2 separate regions of the Homo sapiens genome follow, and region 2 is linked to region 1. The links are chromatin loops, found by intact Hi-C in ENCODE. Cell type or tissue: natural killer cell. All regions are shown on one strand. Links, peaks and the distances in the headings refer to the core of each region. The heading gives the core; the rest is flanking DNA.

The links. Peaks named below come from ENCODE experiments on the same cell type or tissue, not always from the same donor. Only the 100,000 strongest peaks of a DNase experiment are listed, where the experiment ranks them.
Region 2: it touches region 1 in a loop (5-fold over the local background); 8 of 110 quality-filtered maps call a loop at or near these places.

Annotation. Positions count from the first base shown.
Region 1 is chr13:99,351,811-99,361,835 of GRCh38, forward strand. All of the region lies in intron 7 of UBAC2 (UBA domain containing 2), which reads left to right. It overlaps MIR623 (microRNA 623), which reads left to right and starts at 4,321; the gene lies at 4,321-4,418. It overlaps FKSG29 (a long non-coding RNA gene), which reads left to right. Exons shown (of 1, transcript NR_024013.1): 1 at 1-217. RefSeq lists enhancers at 1-74, 4,348-4,587. In natural killer cell, for the core only: no CTCF peak of the experiment used is centred there; DNase peaks (open chromatin) are centred at 4,681, 5,081, 5,561, 6,411 and 6 weaker places; H3K27ac peaks cover 7,020 bases.
Region 2 is chr13:99,214,901-99,224,925 of GRCh38, forward strand. The region is part of intron 1 of UBAC2 (UBA domain containing 2); the gene reads left to right. It also overlaps the pseudogene H2AZP3. Among named protein-coding and RNA genes, the nearest start is that of UBAC2, 19 kb to the left of the region's middle. In natural killer cell, for the core only: no CTCF peak of the experiment used is centred there; DNase peaks (open chromatin) are centred at 701, 3,011, 4,281, 5,841 and 1 weaker place; H3K4me3 peaks cover 1,028 bases; H3K27ac peaks cover 7,252 bases.

The DNA of each region.
Region 1 (10,025 bases), core at 1,053-9,052:
TTTTAACTGCCTCCTCATCTCATTGGGCTGCCCGGTGTTAACTGGTTGATTATCACCTCTGTGTTTTGCCTGCAAGGAAAGAAGCTACTGACACCCAGAGTGGCTCAGCGATACTCACACGTGCTTTCAGTTACTTTCGCAGCATTTGGTTAAAGTGAGTTTAGCTGCACATCCTCACTTGGTAACATTCTGTGGCTGTGAAAATTGTTTCTCTCTTTATCCTCCCCCAGCAACAGCCATTTGGTATCATCTGAGATGTGCACCAGGAGGCAGATCTGCCCTGTCAATCATGAGAGTTCCTATCATTAATCAAGTATTTTGAATTCAATAACTTTTTTTAGTGTTTTAAAAGTATTTACTGGTCCTTGATGTATTTTTTAGCAGCTGATGGAATTCACATACCATATAACTCACCCCCTCGAAGTGTACAGTTCGGTGGTTTTTAGTATTTTTTAATTGCACAAATACCGTAATTTGAGAACATTTTTCATCACCCCAAAAGAAACTGCGCCCCATTAGCAGTCATTCCCATCCGCCCTGTCCTAGGCAGCCACTTAATCTACTTTCTGTCTCTGTAGACTTGCTTATTCTGGACATTTTATAGAAATGGAAGCATATGTAGCTGATCTTTATGACTGGCTTCTTTCGCTGAGCTTCACGTTTCTGAGGTTGACGCATGTTGCAGCATGGTTGATTTTCCCTCTGTGGTTTAGATAGCAAGATCTGCCTAGTAGAGCTTTATGTGTGCAAGTGCCACTCCACCAGACCAGTTTCTGTCACTGCCCCTTCATCAGGCCAGCTTCCTTAGGAAGCTTCCTGTTGCCTCTTGGCCTCACCAGTGCTACCATTTTCATTACCGTCTATTCCGCAGAATACACGCAGTGCCAGGCTCTGGTGAGTCCCACAGTGACCAAGGCAGCACGATCCCTCCTCTCCCTGAGCTTAGAGTAGAAAGCGTCAGTTACAGTGAAATGTGATGGTCACTCTTCTGGGAGAAATGTGTAGTGCAGTCAGGAAGAGTCAAGAAATTGTGTCTGGAGGCAGCACCGTCGGAAACTCTCTACCTCCGTCTCCACCCCTGTGTCCGGGGTAGGGGCAGTGCACGTGTGTTGCAAAGGAGTCCACCAGGAATCCAAAGGGAGCGAATTCTCATGTGTCCCGAGCATCCTCAGAGACAGCAAGCTGGCACGTGGCACCCTCCTCAGCACTTTTCCTTTTTGGCTATGCTCTTTCACTTTTTGGTGCAATTTGATTTGAAAACGATTCTTTTCAAGTTGCTATGCTTCCTTGTCAACAAAGCAGTCTAATCAGTTAAAGCTAGTTCTTTTATGACTTTCTTCTTTCAAGAGTTTATAAGTATATAGCATCAGATGTGGAATAAGTTACTAGTGCTTAGTTGATAAAAATCTGCAAATTAAATGAAAATTACTTGCAAGAACTCTATTTTCAGTGAAGTTACAGCTACGCTGTTTATCTCAATCTGTACCTCCTTGCAGAAGCTACTGCTGTGTTTCCAGTGCTTTTGTAGTTGATCATACTGATCTTTTTGACAAAATTCAGAACAGAAAGATAGGATCAATCTAAAGTGTGATCCTTTTCCAAGACTGACTCATTAAGTGACCTTGAGAAAATCATTTCTATTTTCCATCCTGCCTTGGTGTCTTCATGAGAAAAAAGAGCGAGGTACAGTCTCATGATACCTCAGAAAACAAGCAAATGATGATGATGTACTTGGCTTTTTGAAGATGTAAAAGTTATCAGTAATCCTAATTCTTTTCCTGGGTTTTCCTTTTGTCACTTATTAATCAGTTTTTGAAAGGACGAATGAATTTAGAGATGTACTCTGGAGCAGTATCATGTTAAACCAGGGGTATATTAGAAAAATCATCCTCATAATCATTCTGGGAAGTTTTTCCTCCCCAAAAAAAGCCATCCTGATGGGTTTTCAAAACCAGAAAAAAGCTCTTAATGAGGAACAGACCACTGGAGTACCCATGAGCATCTCAGGAAAACTGAGACCCTCGAGAAGCCTTGATTTCGTGCAACCCCCAAGGTTTCAGAGCCAGCAGCCCAGTGCTGTGGTTGACAGACGTGGTTTTGTGGAGAAAGCAGCCAGAGGCCAGGAATTTTCAGAGTCGTGAGTCACGATCTCCCACCCAAGATTAGAGCACAGATTAGCCATACTGAGATTTGGTAAAATCATTCTGTCTAAGCAATGGAGGTGTGTGCACACGTGCAGTGCCTGTTCACAGGGGATGCAGGCAGATCGTGGGTTTAGGATGGGGGAGGCCACCGCACCCCCCTTCACTGCTCTGCACCTGCTCCCTCACGTGGACACTGTCCACAACTGTGGCTCTCACAGGACAGTTGCCCAAGGAGCTCATATCTTATTGGAGATAGGGGGTTGTACAGGTGACATTCATGAGCAGTGTGAGCCGGGTGACATGGGGGTGTCAACCCAGCATCTGTCCAGGAGCTCCTCCTGCAGCGGCTCTGGCAGGTGGCCTGAGGCTCCTTTTTGAGAGAGAACTGTTTGGCCTTCCAGATGTTCTTTAATATAATGATTGGGAAGAGACAGCTCATAACTAGCTTAAGGCTATCTAGTCCAGCTTTCCATTTTACAGCTGGGGAAACCCAGACTCAGGGTTTTATTCTCTGTTCACTTGGCGGCTTGGCTGAGTTCTGTGGAAGTTCAGCAGAGCAGGGGAACAGGAGGGTTTGGGTTGCAGAGAAAGAAGCCACTTACAGATGGGAAACAGGAGTTGGGCCCTATGCAAATGGAAGGGACCAGGGAGGGCACTTTAGGTGGCAGGGACAGTTTGAGCCGACATAGTAATTTAGGATGTAATTTAGAGAAGTAATTTACGATGGGGCTGGTTTGGGCAGACCTGCAAAACAGGACAGACTCAGACAGGATGCCCGAGGGTTTTTGGTTGAGGCAGTGTCATTGTGAAAGGGCTTCTTGTGCACACTCACTGACCGTGGCATGCAGATTGGATTGGGGAAATCTTACTGGCAGTCATGTCATCCAAGAAGTTGTTGGCATAATCTCGGAGTGCAACAGCAAGGACCTAAACGGGCAGATCCTCTCCCAGGGGAAAATCAGTAGTCCTTCAGCGTTGGCTGGGTTTGATGGACAGAGGAGAGCTGAGTCCAGACATGAGCTGGGAAGTGGACATCCGCCTGCCACGGTGAACGCAGATAGGCAAGTGCGGGAATGAGACTCAGGTGGTCACTGAAGACATGAAAATGGATGAACTCTCCACGGAGGAAATGTAAGAAGAGGGGAAACCTTGAGTAATCCCCAGTCTCATTTTTAATTAGGAGTTTCACCTCTGTTTCTGTCAAAACATTTACTGTAACAAGTACCAAAACTAATTTTAATTTTGACTTTTACTTTATAATTTGTGTGTAGAGCCAATGCTGGGAAGGAAAAAATGACCCCAAATTTGGCAGACAAAAGAATGAAGGAAGGGAAAACAGAATATACGATGCAGAAATGGATAATCCACACTCTGAGAGATGCACTTCCATTCTTATGTCTTCAAGGCCACTGTCTCAGTCCTCGCTGTGTGGCCCTTACCGTCACCAGCGTTCAGTGCTTACAGGTGTGTCACTCAGTCGAGGGAGTGAGGAAGCTGCAAGACAAGGCCTTGGCATGCTCTTCCTGCGCTGATGTCCCTGACCTGCAGCTGGGCTGTGGGCTGTGGAACCCTGTGGTCCCCCCACGCCACCCTCTCACCACCACCTCCTCCTCACAGAGCAGCCTTAGCATTCTCATTCTCTACCAAAACCAAAACCAAACCAAAACACAGGAAAAGGTTGGGACACCTCTGGTCCTGACGGTCCCTGGAGGAAAAGTTCCCCATGAGGAGTGATGGGTCAGTCACGTTTTCAAAACAAACGAGAGCCAGGACGCAGGCCTGTGGCTCAGCCCGCAGCGTGCTTGGTGCCACAAGCCCCCCCGCAGCTGCCCAGAGTCTCACCCCACTCTGTGCAGGGGGCCTGGAGGGCAGCGGCGGCACAGACCCACTGGACGCCCTGGTGCATGGCTGAGCCATGTGCATCCCATGGCTCTCTCCAGAGTCCCTTCCCTGCACCTCCAGGGCCTCCCCAGATGGAACTGGCTGGGAGCCGTGCTTTGTTGAAACAAAGGGAAAACCTGTCTCTCTTGGGTTTGCAGCTGCTGTTGAAACCAACTGAACCTGTTTGTAAAATTGTACCTATGTCACAGTAAGATCAGCTGTGCTAGGTATGTCAGGCCTCTGAAAAGAAATGTCATTAAAGTAAACAAGACTTGGGACACATGTCTGTCAGACTGTACACAGTAGAAGCATCCCTTGCAGGGGCTGTTGGGTTGCATCCTAAGCTGTGCTGGAGCTTCCCGATGTACTCTGTAGATGTCTTTGCACCTTCTGTCCTCATTGCCATCCCCAATCAGTCCCTGGAACACCAGCTGTGGCCCTGACCCTTTTAGCCCCTGCATGGAATGCACAGGCAAGGCGTGTGGCCTTTGGGACTCCAGCCGACTAGAGCAAGACAGAGGAAGAAGAGACGGGGCAGAGGGCAGCCGATAGTTGGAAACTTCTGTCCCCTAAGCCAAAAGGTTCTCAAAACTGAGCAACAGGATGTATTGTGTCTCCTGATCGTATTGCCATGGAAACTGCCTTCTGTTCTGCCTAGAAGAAATAGTACTGTTTGAAGTATCTCATCCATCAACACTGGTCACTGTGAGAAACCACAAAGGAAAAGTGAAACCGAGAGCTGCAAAACTAGCCTGGGACTTTGTTCAAGCGATCATCTCCTTTCCCTCTAGTTTATTATTTTTTCCAATACCTACTGAGACTACTGCTAAGCAGCACAGAAAGATACAATACACTGTTTTTATAGCACGACACAAAGATCATGGGTGGCACTTCACATGACAGGGTTAGATTCAGTCTTCTGAGTTTTCTAAGGTTCCTATTTTTAAGACTTTACCAAGGAACCAAGGCTTTCAAATATGCAGCATGGTTTCTTCTGGGCCTCGCGTTGCCCCATCTCTTATCCAAGTGGTGAATGTGTTGCCAGTTTGTGTGTGGTTCTGGTGGTGGGCTTTGTTTGGTTTTCTTTTTTTGGGCTTTGTTTGGTTTTTCCCCAGTTTTGCCACAAAGCTTTTGCTGAGGACAGCAGCCTCTGTGGTGTCTTTTCTCTCTGTATTGTGCTCACTCTTGTAGTCATGCACCACATAACAATATGTTTTGGTCAATGACAGATTGCATGTATGACAGTGGTCTCATAAGATTATGATGCCATATTTTTGCTATGTCTTTTCTATGTTTAGATACACAACTACCATTGTGTTACAGCTGCCTCCAGTATTCAGCACAGTGACTTGCTGTACAGGTTTGTAGCCTGGTCGCCATAGGCTACACCAAGCAGCCTTGGTGTGTAGTAGGCGATCACATCTAGGTTTCTGTAAGTACACAGCAACAAAGTCACCCAACAGCACATTTCTCAGAATGAAGCCCTGTTGTTAAGCGACACGTGACTACAGTTTTAAGTCTAACAAGATGCCTCTCGTTCAGTCCTGAAGTGCTTCTTGTTTAGTTTTTAATGTACGTTTGTTTTGTTATCTCAGCCAAACTCTTTTCAGGGCCATAGGAAATTAGTCATTTCTCTGTGTCACAGCCTCCTTATCTGGCCCCAGGACAGCGCACTACGCATAGAAGGCAAATGAGTAAAACTAAGTGTAAGCATATTCATACTTACACCAAAAGCTGCAGCTTCCACAGAGCACAGGGAATTGCAAATAACTGTCTTCTATGAGGAGCTGCCATTTGTGGTTTCACCAGTTTCCCAGCATTGCTTCTTTGTAACTCCTGGTTCTTGTATTAGAAGAGGATGCTATGTCCATGAAGAATGTAGGTATCAAGCATGTCCTTTGGGAGCCTCCTTGCTTTAACCCCTCTCACCCCTTCCACCCCGCCTTCATTAGTAACCCATCACCTGGGTCTTCATATCCCAACTAACTACAGTCTTGGCTAAGAAAACCCCATACGCCTTAACTCAGCAATATGCCTCACTATGTCTTTGTCCATTCAGTTATCCATTTTGCAACTGTTTCTTGAGTGCTTGCATATGCCAGGTCGTACAGGAGGCCAGGTCTACAAACAGGACAAGATGGAGAATCACAGTCCCCGTGGAGCTAATAGGCTGTTGTGAGATTCAGGCCGGTTAGCCTGCAAGTGAAATGGGATGTGCTGAGAGCTGTCCTGGGGAAGGGATGGTGAGGTGTGAGAGCACGCAGAGGAGTACAGGGTGGTGAGAGCAGGCTCCCCAGCAGGAGTAGAGAATGTGAGGGCGGTGTTGTGAGAAAGTGACTCCAGTGGCAGACAGGAGTCTGGTAAGCCCAGGTAAGAAATTTCTGTCGGATTCTGAAAGCAACAGGGATGCATTGAGTAGCATCAAAGGGGAGGATGTCTGTAGTCATCCGAAAAGGCCCTTAATGTACTCTCCCTTTCTTTTCTAACTGTGTATCTATGTGGCTGGATTTGCTTCATGTACTTCAAAAACCAGAGTAACAGAACAAAATCGAATGCAGAAGCAGATGGGAGAATCCAGCAACCTTCTAGTAAGTCAGACATTAAAGAGATTTGCAAAAATGGAAAACAGTGCCACTCTTCTCAGTAATTCTGTTTGGGAAAACATGGTTATTTTTTATTTCAAAAATCTATATTTATGTTAGCAAGTAATAGGCTTGTGATTGTTAATGAGTTATTAAATATTTTTAAATTAATAAAAGGGCAATGAGGAGCCAGCAAAGGGTTTCTAAGTAGAGGAGGGGCTTGACGAGATTTGTATCTTAGGAACTAACTCTGGAGCCACCCCGGCCATGGACTGTGGTCTCACACGGGGCAGTGAGAGTGAGGGTGGAGACAGTGGCGGGGGAGTTCCAGTGGACAGAGCCTAGAGATCTGGTTTATGCAGTGGATGGATGTGGATGTCACACCCCAAGACAGGGGACACAGCAAGAGATATGGGGTGGGAGATGAGTTTGTTTGGGACGTGTTCTATCTTAGGTGTCTCCTTAACATTTAGATGAAAGTGTGTTCAGGAGACAGTGGGTTACATGGCTCTGAGACACAGTGTTTGGGTTGGAGGTTCGAGTTTGGGAGTCTCTACCCCATGAAGCCCTAGGAATGGATGGGCACCCAGAACACGGAAGAAGGAGAGAAACACTCCCCACATGGAACCTTCAAGAACACCCGTGTCTGAAGGACAGGAGTGGGAGGAGGAGAATCTGAGGACACTGAGAAGGCGTAGCTAGAGGGCTAGAAAGAAAGCGGGATGCCACAAAGCCTGGGGAAGAGAATGTCGAGGAAGAGTGGTCAGTAAGACCTGGTGCTGCCAGAAGGCAGGTCACAGAGCGCTCAGGAGGATCCACTGGATCTAACAAAGGGTGCTTTGATAACCTGGAAGAAAAAGGAAAAAGTGTTTCATTATTAAAATACCAGACTATGAGCTTCTAAAAGGCAGGGAGGTTGTCTTAATTCTCTTTCTACTTTTGTTGCTGAAAGTATTACCAGGTACATTAGTAGATGTGATAATTTTGTGATTTTACATTAACTCATTCAAGTAAAACGATCTAGTCTTTTTCTGCCCTTGATCTCCGTGGTAGGTCATCCCCTTTGTCAGAGACTCCTGTTAAATCAACCTGTTTCCTAAATGTGTAAGTATTTCCTTATGGCCTGGGGTAAAGCTTCCCAGCCACTGTGCCATGGTCATAGATGGGCTGAGATACTGGTCCCCTCCCCGCTTGGGGGCAACTGGAAAGGGCCTGAAGCCACTGGGCCAGCTGTAAACAGTTTTGGCTTTTCCTGTGGACCATGCAAATCTGTCTTTTTCTGTGTGTGCCATGAGGTGGAAAACATTTGAAAGCCTTGGTCCATAGCACACTGAGTAAGTCCTTGTGTGGGCCCTGCCTCGCCTCCCGTGTGCCCAAGCACAGCACCCCTAAAGAGTCACATCGCCCTTCGCTGCCTACCCCATGGTCTCCCCCAGAACCTTCCCTGCATGGTGGCCTGCAGGGGGCCACCGATTGTAGACTGGAGGTGCCCCTGCTGTGTGCTTCACACTTCAAAACCTGGCATGCTGATAAAGGCTTTCTGAGCACCAAAGACTGAGAAGAAAGGGTGCATTTGTTTCCAATGGCCAACAGTCTTAAAATAAGATGAAGATGCTTTTGGAAGTCATTTTGGCTTTTCTAAAACATCGCATTCATAATGCCCCCTCTGTAATTGTTCTCCATTTTACTCTTTTATGGGGCACCAACTTGTACGAGCAGTCAGCTCAGGCTGCAGTGAGCTGAGAGTGGTACTGGCCACCTGGGAAATATGTTCAGGTCTTCCATCCATCACAGCCCTCCAGGATCCTGTAGTCTAGTTGGGAAGACGAGAAACAATACTGTATAAAGTATAAGGCCAAGTAGTAAGGATCAGAATAATCATAGCTAAGCTGCAATAAGCTTATAGATGGCTTTACGTTCTATTTTAAATGTTTCACATGAATTAACTCTTTTGATTCTCATACTCTCCATGTGAGGTGGGTGCAGTTATTATTACCACTTTACAGGTGAGAAAACCAAGGGTCATGGAAATGTTTGAAAATGCATCTAAGGTGTTACAATAAGAGGCAGAGCTGGGATTTGAGCCCAGTTATTCTGGCTCTAGAGACTGTTCTTAACTCAGCTTCCTCTACCTTTTTGTCCCTCTGCCGTTATTCCTTAGCATTGCTTTGCTCCTTGAAGGCGGTATAAACCCACTTAGGCCCCTTTCTTTGAACACCTTGGGGAAAATGCCTTGCTTGCTCTCTTCTCCATCGTTGAAATCATTCTCTTTTAATATTCAGCCCCAGCCCCATCCTCTTGGAAGTCTTACCCCTGTGCTTTGGCCGCAGTGGGTTGATGTCCACTCTGAGCTTTTCTAGTCCTTTTGATTTAGGCCTCACAGCTCCCATCTTAATTATATATCATCTTGCATTGTTCTGGCTTTTCCATTTCTGGGTATCTTGCCTTCCCCCGAGGAGATGGGGCGCTCTTCGGGAGCAAGGATGAGACCGCGTGCCTGGCTCACACTCTCCTGTGGACGCTCGAGTGCCCGAGGTCAGCCACCCGTGAGCTCTTCTGGCTTCTCTAATGTAGACACTGCCTGACCATCCCATCCAGAAACCTTTCAATGCCTGTAGAACATGGATTTCTGTTCCATGGAACTTCTGCTTAATAAAATGTCAGAAACTTTTACTGCTCCTCGGTTGGGAAACCATCATGTATGTATGTATGAATATATATTTATTCATTCATACATGTATATATACACAAGAATTTTTACTTCATTTGAAATCTTCTTACAAACTAATAATAAGTATTTCATAAAACGCCTGTTCAAACTGCAAGCTGTTTCCTTCTTCACTTTTAAAATATGTGGTTATTGCTTTTGAAGAAGACAAAGTAAAGGAAACATTTCCTGTTTATAGAGGCTCATATTTAACCCTACGTAAAGAGCAGATTCATGTCAAAACATCCTAGAACCTAGAGCCGTAACTTTCTGCTTTTTAAGCACTTTTCTACTATCACAGGAGTAGAGGGATTGGGGTTTTGTTTGCTTTGCCTACTCTTTGATTCTCTCACTCTCTTGTAAGAAATGAAATGGAACTCAAAGCCCATTCCCCTTCCACTGTCCTGGAGTGGGTGTGTTGTGTGCCTTTGCATGTTTTTGTATCTTTACTACATACATACTTATCAGGGTTTCTCAACCTAAACACCATTGACATTTTGATCCAGACCATTCTTTGTTATAGCGGCTGCCCTGTACATTGTAGGATGTTTAGCAACATCCCTGACCTCTACCTACTAAATGCCGACAGCACCACCATCCTGTCCCCCCTCCCCTCCTTCACATAACAACCAAAACTGTGAGCAGACATTGCCAAATATCTCCTGGATTGGGGGTAGGAGAACAGAGTCACCATGACCATATATCCATCTA
Region 2 (10,025 bases), core at 393-8,392, 140 kb before region 1:
TGATTTTAGACAGGGTGTCAGCCCAGCAGTAAACATCATTGAAATAGAAGTCAGGTCATGACTCCCTTTTCAGTTCTTTTCTTTTTGTTTTTTTTTTTTCTTGGGGGATATGACCTTTATTGAGCTTATCCACCACAGTGGAAATAATGTCTGTACAAAGCCAAATGTTTGTTACTATAACTTCTGCATTACAATTAAAATCCAAACAGTTTTTTAAAAACAGTCAGCTCAATCAAAGCCCAGTACTTCAGAATCAATAGCTTCCTTGAAGCCACAGTATCACTTAAATATGGTTAAGACTCAAATGCAGAAATTTGGTTGGAAAGCTAATTAAACTTCCAACTTGCCCAAATAGAATTACAAAAAGACAAAATTGTGTTTTTCACAGAAATATAGTCCACTGGCATCACCAACACTGGACAGCTGTTCTTTTATTTAGAGTCCTGAGATAACAAGGAATCCAGGCATACATTAGACAGTCTTCTGTTGTCCTTTCTTCCCAATCAGAGATTTGTGGATGTGTGGAATGACACCACCACCAGCAATTGTAGCCTTGATGAGAATCCAATTCTTCATCTGCACGAATAGCAAGTTGCAAGTGACGAGGGGTAATATACACTTTACCTTTAAGTCTTTTGATGCATTTCCTGCCAGTTCAAGTCCCTCTGCGGTGAGGTACTCCAGGATGGCTGCGCTGTACACAGCGGCAGTTGCACCCACATGTCTGTGACCCGTCGTCCTAGATTTCAGGTGTTGATGAATACAGCCCTCTGGGAACTGCAAGCCGGCTCTCTGCGAGCGGGAAACCGCCTTTGTCTTGGCCTTTCCGGAGTCCTTCCCAGCCTTACCGTCAGCCATTTCGAGTTCTGCTGAAGCTCAAGCAAGGCAGAGAAAGGGCTAATCAGACCCGTGGTGAGATCCCACCATCTACTCCTTCATCGCACCGTGATTCAAACTGCCCTTTTCAGTTCTTACTATTCCTGATCGGATCAAAGAGAAAATCTTGATGTGGTGCTAGTCTGAAAGACCTCTCTAATAAAGGCTATTTTCCTATTGTAACAAAAAGAGCAGGAAGTAATATTAGTCTTTAATAACTTTGTTTTGTTATAGGTTGGTGCAAAAGTAATTGCGGTTTTTGCCATTAAAGGTAAAATGGCAATTACTTTTGTACCAACCTATATTTGTGTGTGTGTGTGTGTGTGTGTGTGTGTGTATTTTTGAGACACAGTCTCACTCTGACGCCTCAGCTGGAGTGCAGTGGTGCAATCTCGGCTCACTGCAACCTCTGCCTCCCTGGTTCAAGGGGTTCTCATTCCTCAGCCTCCGAAGTAGTAGCTAGGATTATAGATGCCCGCCACCACACCTGGCTAATTTTTGTATTTTTAGTAGAAACAGGTTTTCACCATGTTGGCCAGGCTGGTCTCAAACTCCTGAACTCAGGTGATCCGCTCACCTTGGCCTCCCAAAGTGCTGGGATTACAGGTGTGAGCCACCGTGCCCGGCCCAGTGTGTTTATTTTTATAGTTACCACCTATTAATGAGAAAGCAACACTTGTTTTCCATTTACCGTAGTGATATCAAATTTCGTTTAAAATATTTATGTAAATCATAGGTGATTTAAAGAAAAATATTAATAACAGGATCAGGGCAGGCAGAAACTGGTGCTGTAGTGGTAATGCCTGCAGTTTGAGAAATGCCCTCAATTCTCCCGAAGATTGTTCATATTCCTCCCCAGGTCTTGGTATTTGTTGATTCTTTCTCTGGACTCAGTTGAAAGGACACATTTCGCTGGTGTTTTGAGGGTTCTTTTATTTTGAAACAACTTTGGAAGGGCGGGAACGTGGACAGGTGTCCTGGGTCTGCTGTCTTAGACTGGAATTTTACCTGGTGGTCTTCTTGGTTTTGTCGTTTTTGTTGGACTCTTTTCTTTTTTCTTTTTTTTTTTTTGAGACGAAGTCTTGCCCTTGTCCCCCAGGCTGGAGTGCAGTGGTGCGATCTTGGCTCACTGCAAACTCTGCCTCTTGGGTTCAAGTGATTCTCCTGCCTCAGCCTCCCGAGTAGCTGGGATTACAGGCGCCTGCCACCATGACCGGCTAATTTTTGTATTTTTAGTAGAAACGGGGTTTCACCATGTTGGCCAGGCTGGTCTCGAACACCTGACCTTGGGTGATCTGCCTGCCTCGGCCTCCCAAAGTGCTGGGATCACAGGCGTGAGCCACGGCGCCTGGCCTCTTTCCTCGTTTTCGAATTAATTTTAGTGTTTGGGGTTTTAGTGGGGCTTGTTCCCCACTTCAGCTAGGCCGTTGCTCAGCGTCAGTGGCTGGAGATGTTGGCAGAGTCAGTCCCTCCATCCATTAGGTGCTGAAGGGCCACTCAGAAGCCCAAACTTGCAAGGGTTTTTCTGCTCGGATCTCTTACGCTTTTCTCCCAGGGAGAGGTCCCGTGGCTCATCAGAGCTTTAAAAACCAGACTTGGGTTTCTCCACCATGCAGGCGTGTGTTCTGCCTGCCCTCTTTCTCCAACCCAGACCCACGTAGGCTATGCTGAAACTCTGTGGAGGCAGACCCTCTTGTGTGGCCTGGGGACGTTCCAGCACCATCTTTGTAGCTCGGGCAGCCTTACTTGTCACCCTGTTTGGTTGAGTCCGACTTCTTGGGTCCTTGAACACAGGGAGGCACCCCGGCTTGGGGCCAGCTGTTACCCGCGCTCGCCCTGGCATGCAGCCCTCTGGTGTCTCAGCTGCGCTGATGGGTGCCCACCCCGCGGTGCTTCTCCAGGCCCCAGGCGTTTCCTTTGGTCTCTGTGGAGGTTGTGGGGGGCAGGTTGGAGAGGAGAGTTACTTGCCAGCACTTTAAAATTGGCTTATTTCAGACCTAAATTCAAGGTGTCTGTGATGTCCTGAGGCGGATGATCTGGCAGCCTCAGGGCCGAGTTGTTAGGTGGGTGGCAGCGTCCACCGAGCTCGTGCCCACCTTCTTGCCATCGACTCCCCCATTTCACTGCCTGCCTGGCCTCTGTAGGCACTTGAATTTACAACACGTTTTCTTGCCACTAACCACGCATTTCCCCACTTGAAAAGTATTATTTCTTCTCTCTTACAGTTTATCACATGGTCCAGAACTTTCTGTAAGCGTCCTGATTTACTTTATTTAGAGTTATTCCAACTGTTAACTGATTTATCCCATATTTGTGTGTTACAGTCATAATTTTTTAAACTTATTTTGGCTTTTAAAATTATTATTTCATTATAATTACATTTCTTGTCTAATTAGTACTTTTAGTAATTACTGCTTTTTACATTTAATCATAGTGTTAATGTTTGTATAAAATCTCCCTAAGAAGTATAAACCCAACTGGTGGCCACCACAGTGGTGGGACCAAAATGAACATTTAGGTGCCCAGTGCCTTTGCTGACTTGCAGATTTGAAACACTTTTCTCTGGCATGCAGGCCTCTGTGTTTGGTGCTGTTTCAGGACTAGGATTTTAAATTTTACAGCTCACTCTTTCCTCCCCTCTAATTCACACTGTTTAAGTATTTTAGATGTGGAGCACATTTTTTGTATCTAGAGGGTAAGTCCTTCTCTTTCCTGACCTTTTTTTTTTTTTCCCTGGAAACTTCTTAGCACTTTCTCCTGCTTATTTTCCTGATAAACTGTATAACTCTTGCTTCGATAACAAGTGTTTATTGGCTGCTGTCCTGAGCCAGGCACTCTGCCCGGTTGTCTGGGGACCTGTATGAGGAGCGGTCAGTGTGGCAGGTGTCCAGTGTCATTGAATTCTCCTCAATGCATTAGGGACAGGAGCTGATTGATGGATGGCTTCCAGTGTTTTACTTCTAAACACTGTAGGGAAACAGCTGTAACAAAAATAAACCTGGAACCTTTTGATCCCTGGACAGTCTTTGTTGAGACGATCACCAGGAGGCACTCATTCCTCCTTAACGTGGTCACCGAATCTAAGTTTCATTAAGTTTTCTTTTAGGAAGTCCAGAGACTTGAGGAATAAATCATAGTGGAAGTGCAAGGTGTCTCTTGCAAGGCATGGGTTTACTGTGCTTTTGTGGATTTCTGCCCTTAGTTTTGGTTTAGCTCCTTTCTGATGAAAAACTTTATGAGAAAGTTACTTTATGAGACACCAAGTCACCCCATTCTTGTGAGAACCCTGAGAAGTTTACCAAATAGTTAAGTAGTCAGACATAGGAAAACCAATGTTGTGGTAGGATATGGCGGCTCCTCCTCTCAAGGGTGTGAACCATACAGGGCTTTTTGATGTGTGTATTTTTACATGCGTGACTTGTGGAGGCAGGCAGAGTTTCTGGGTTGCTCCCCTACCTGTCTGTCTTCAGCTAGAATGCTTCTGTAACAGCCCACAGGACTAAGCTTTGCAAGGCCTGTGGTTAGTGTCTCCAGTACCCAAAAGATACATATTTTTATTCAGTTAAAATTGGCCATTTTAACCATTTAAAAATGTTCACTTATTGACTTCCAGTACATTTACATTGTTGTGCAATTAACAGCAACCACAATTTAATTGCAGAACATTTTATCACGCCAGAAAGAAACGGAGTGCCCATTAAGCCAGGCTTGTCCACCCTGCAGCCCATGGGCCATATGCGACCCAAGACAGCTTTGAATGCAGCCCAACACAAATTTGTAAACTTTCTTAAAACATTCTGAGATTTTTTTCAATTTTTTTAAGCTTATCAACTATTGTTAGTGTTAGTGTACTTTATGTGTGGCCCAAGATAATTCTTCTTTTCCAGTGTGGCCCAGGGAAACCAAAAGATTAGACATCCCTGTATTAAGCCGTCATGCCCTATTACCTTCTCCCAACTGTCCCTGACAAACACTAATCTGCTTTCAGTCTGTATGGATTTTTAAATTCTGGACATTTCATATAAGTGGAGTCATATAGTACATAACTTTATATGACTGGCTTTTTTTCACTTAGCATAATGTTTTTGAGGTTCATCTATGTTGTAGCATGTATCAGGATCCATTCCTCTTATGACTGAATAATATTCTATTGTATGGATATACATTTTGTTCATTTGTTGATGGACATTGGTTTGTATCCACTTTTTGTGTTATGATAATGCTACTATGAACATTTGTATGTAGGTTTTTGTGGAAAAAAAAATCCTGTGTTTTCAGTTTTCTTGGGTATATTCCTCAGAGTGGAATTGCTAGGTCATGTCATAATTCTGTGCTTGACGTTTTGTGGAACCAAAAAGATATATCTTAAGTATTAAAATAGTACACATATAAAGTTATCATAGTTCCTTCTTATATATTAGAAAGAAATGGTTTCTTTATAGTCAGGCAGAACCAAGTTCAAATCCCAGCCCCTCTACTAACTAGCTGTGACCTTCAGTGAGTTATTTAGCCTTTCTTAGTTTATTTCTTCACCTAGAGAATGCTGATAATTAATTCGTGCTTCAGGGCTATTATAGTAATTCACTGAGATGGTATTACATGTAAAGTGCTTTTATTAGCACAGTGCCTGGCATAAAATAATCCACATATACTGTAATATTTATTTTAGGATAATACGTAGTCACCCAAGCCTGATTAGTATTTATTGCCTCAAAGAAATGACTATGTACTTAGGTCAAACCAAAGAGAAATCAGACCCAAAAGGAATTCTTAAACTTTATATTTTTATATTATCTTTGCCAGAGAGGTATTTTGCATTTTTACTTTTAGATTAATGCGTTGTCTGTTATTCTCAAAATTTGTAGCATCCCTGTTTTCAAAGGTAAAAGGATCTCCTGCAGAGAAGTGACTTTTTCTTAACCTTCTGTTTGATCTCTGCTTGGGTTCTGTGCGTATGAACCACTTCCTGGCTCTGCTCACAGAGAGGCCGAAGATTACTAGTGACTTGCCCCATCTCAGTGCATAAGGATTCACCATATGGATCTTTTTCTTGAATTAGTAACTAGTTACAAATTATTTTTTCTAATTGTCAAAATCGATTTTTTTTTGGTAAAAAATTAAGATCTCCCATGAACAGACCAGAGATTATCTCTGTTAATATTTTGGTAGATGCTTTTTTAAAAAAAGTATTTATATATTATTTTTGTATAATAATACCACTAGAATATTTTGCGCTTACTATTTAGGAACATCTTTCCAAGGTACAAAATATTTTTCTACAACCTATTGCTTAATGTTGAATATTATCCCATTTTTATGGATAGAACATAATTTACCCATTTCCCAATTAGATATTCATATTGTTTCTGGTCTTTTCACTATTATAAACAGTGCTGCGATGAACATTGTTGTAGCAGAATCTTTGTGCACATTTATGATAATTACTTTGGGCTAAATTCCTAGAAATGGATTTCTTGGATCTGTGTTGCAACCTCCACAAACTGCAGTCTTTTTATATTTCGTTCACAATTACATTTACTTTTGTTACACAGGGCACTACTTTGATTTCTATTAGTGCTGTTTGTGATTGTGTATGTCTTTCACTTGAAATCCACCATGAAGGTGAAAATTTGTTTGAACCGTGGCACTATATGGCAGTGCAGTGTAGTCAGTTGTGTTTGTAGTCCGGATTATCAGAGCTTGAATTCTGGTTCTGCTGCTCACTAGCTTCTTCTTGCACACTGTTTCAGTGTACTCAGCCTCACCTTTTATTTTATTTCTACAGAGTCCCATTTGGTGTGTAAGCTGGTTTTTTGTTCCTATTTCTGTGTTCCTCCCATGGGGCTTCTTTTCTATGGCCACTCTAGACCATTGAGGATGGAAGCTGATGGATAAAAATGCTGCCCTGTTCCACCTGGGATGGTAGTTGAGACACATTCACAAGGCTTCTCGGAAAGTCCTGCAGGTTCCAGCACCTGTCAGAAACATCTGTCACTCATGGTGATCGCCTACTTGACAGTGCCCTTCTTTGGACTCTTCCTCTGTTTCGCTCCCCGTGTCCTTCACTACTGCTCCCTGGGATCACATTCCAAAATAAAGTCCCTGCCTGGAAGCCTTTGTCTCACCTTTTACTCTTAGAGGAACCCCGGCTAAGACATTTTCTAGTCATGGATAGGTAATGTACTCTCCGAGTCACAGTTTTGTCTTCTGTATAAATCTGAGAAGAGTGATGTCTGCCTCATAGGGTTATTTTGAGGTTTAAACCGTGTAAGTAATTCATTCACCACATAGTTACTGAAAGGCAACTGTGTGCTAAGTGGTGGCATTCTGGCTATGGGGATATGGCAGTGAGCAAGACAACTAGGACCCTGTCTTCACAGGGTTTACATTCTGATGAAGGAGACGGACAAAGAAGCAAACAAAGAATTTCAAGTAGTAAAGAATGCCACAGAGTAAATTAACCAGGATGATGCACTCAAAAGCAAAAAATCACGATGGAAGGCCACTCTGAGGAGGTGCTCTTAGAAATGAGGACTCAATGGTGAGAATAAGCTGGACGTGGGAAGAACATTTTGGGTAGAGAGAGTAACAGGCACATAGGCCCTGTAGTGGGAGTGGCAGGAGCAAAGTAGCACACATAAAGTGTGATGCTAATACCTCCACTTCCTAAGTGCTTAATAAATGTTGGTTGGTATTAGTAGTTACTAGTTGGTTATATTAGTAATTAATAATTGAGGTTAGATCAAAGGGGTAGCCCATTGGTAATTACATAGCAGTAAGTGGTCAGTTTAGCCTTATGGATTGATGACAAATTGGTTTCATAGAATAAGCAGTAATTGGGCAGGATGAGAATGGTTTCATAGTATACTTTAACTTGTTGATATGGTAAATTACATTGATTTGCTTTGCATTCCCAGGATAAGCATTATTTGGTCATGATGTATTCTTTTTATATAATGCTAGGTTTGATTTACTGATGTTTTGTTGAGAATTTTGCATCTGTTAATACGTTCATAAAGTATATTGGTCTATTTTTTGCCTTTTAATATCTTTGCATGGCTTTGCTAACAGTGTAACACTGGCTTCATAACATGAGTTGGAAAGTGTTCTCTATTTTTCTGTGTTGTAACAGAGTTTGTATAGAATTGGTATTTAAATGCTTGGTAGAATTCTCCCCTGAAGCCATCAGACTTGGAGTTTTCTTTGTTGGAAGTCTTTTAACTATAAATTCAATTTCATAATATCTGTAGGACTATTTAAGTTACCCATTTCTTCTTGAATGAGCTTTGGTAGGTTGTGTCTTCCAAGGAGTTTGCCTGTTTCATCTAAGTTATCAAATTTATGGGCGTAAAGTATTTCCTAACATTCCCTTTCAAAAAAAAATTTAGTTGTGATAAGACATTTTAGTAGTGATAAGAAATACATAACATAAAACTTACTGTTTTAACTATTTTTAAGTGTACAGTTCAGTGACATTAAGTACATTCACATTGTTGTGCAACTTCTTACTATCCTTTTAATGTCTCTGGGGTCAGTAGTGATGCCTCCTCTTTATTCCTGATACTGATAATTGTGTCTTCTCTCTTTTTGTCCTGATCATTTCTGCTAGAAGTGTATCAGTTTTATTGATCTCAAGAACCAGCTTTGAGTTTCATTGATTTGTCTCTATTATAGTTTGTTTTTTCCATTTCATTGATTTCTACTCTTAATTATTTCTTTATATCTGCTTGCTTAGGTTTTAATTTGCTCTTCTTTCTCTTTTTCTGTTTTTTTTTTTTTTTTTTTTTTTTAAGATTGTAACCTACACCATTATGTGAGACCTTTTTTCTTCCTAATATAAGCATTTTTATGCTACATTTTCCCCTCTAAGCATTGCTCTATCTGCAGTCCACAAATTTTGCTTGGTTGTGCTTCATTTTTTTATTCTGTTTTAAATATACTCTAATTTCCTTTGTGACTTCCTCTTTGACCCAGATATTGTTTAGAAATGTGTTGTTGAGTTTTCACATATTTGGGGGATTTTCCATCTTTCTGCTGTTGGCTTCTGATTTTTTTGTGGCCAAGGAACATGCTTTATATGATTTTAATTCCTTTAAATTTTTTTGAGGACTCTTTTATGCCCAGAATATAGTCTATTTTGGTGAATGCTCCATATGCACTTGAAAAAATGTGTAACTTGCCGTTGTTGGGTGGAGTGTTCTATAAATGTCAATCAGGCCAAATTGGTTGATAATGTTTTTCAGGTCTTGTGTATCCTTACTGATTTTACTGGTCAGCTTGGGCTGCCATAACAAAATACCACAGACTGGGTGGCTTAAGGAACAGAAATTAATTTTCTTACAGACCCAGAAGCTAGAAGTCCAAGCTCAGGGTTTTGGCGGGTTTGGTTTCTCCTGGGGCCTTGCAGGAGCCTGCTGGCTTCTAGCTGTGTCATCACATGGTCTTTCCTTTGTGTGTGCAAGCATCCCTGGGTCCCTCCCTTTTCTTAAAAGACATGTCACATTGAATTAGGGCTCCATCTATCCTTATGACCTCACTTAACCTTAATTACCTCTTTAAAGGGCCTATCTCCAAACTTAGTCAGCATAGAGCTTCAACATACAAATTTTAGGAGGAAACGTTCAGTCCATAACAGTGATTTTCTGTTTGCTTGTATTATCGATTACTGTGAGAAGAGTGCTGAATTCTCCAACTATATTTGTGGATTTATCTACGTCCCATTTCAGTTCTATTAATTTTTGCTTCATTGAAATCCTTTCTCAGCTCTCAGATTCTATGATTCACTGTGCACCTCCCACCCAATGTTTTAATTATGAAAAATTTCAAACATGCCACAAAGTAGAAAGAGGGGTACACTGAACACCCATATACCCACCACCTAGATTCTACACAATTAACATTTTACTATGTTGGCTTTAGCAAATATCAATCCCTTTATTTATTTGATCAGTACCATATGATTTTTAAAAATGCATTTCAAAGTAGATTATAGTCACATTTTCTCTAAACACTTAAATGTGCATTGTTATTCCCTAGAGTTTAATAATAACTATTTAAAGGTTTTTGAGTTAAAATTTTTACGTAGTAAAAGTACAAATCTTGAGTTGATGAGCGAATCTTGTTGTCTATAATGATACTATATACTTATC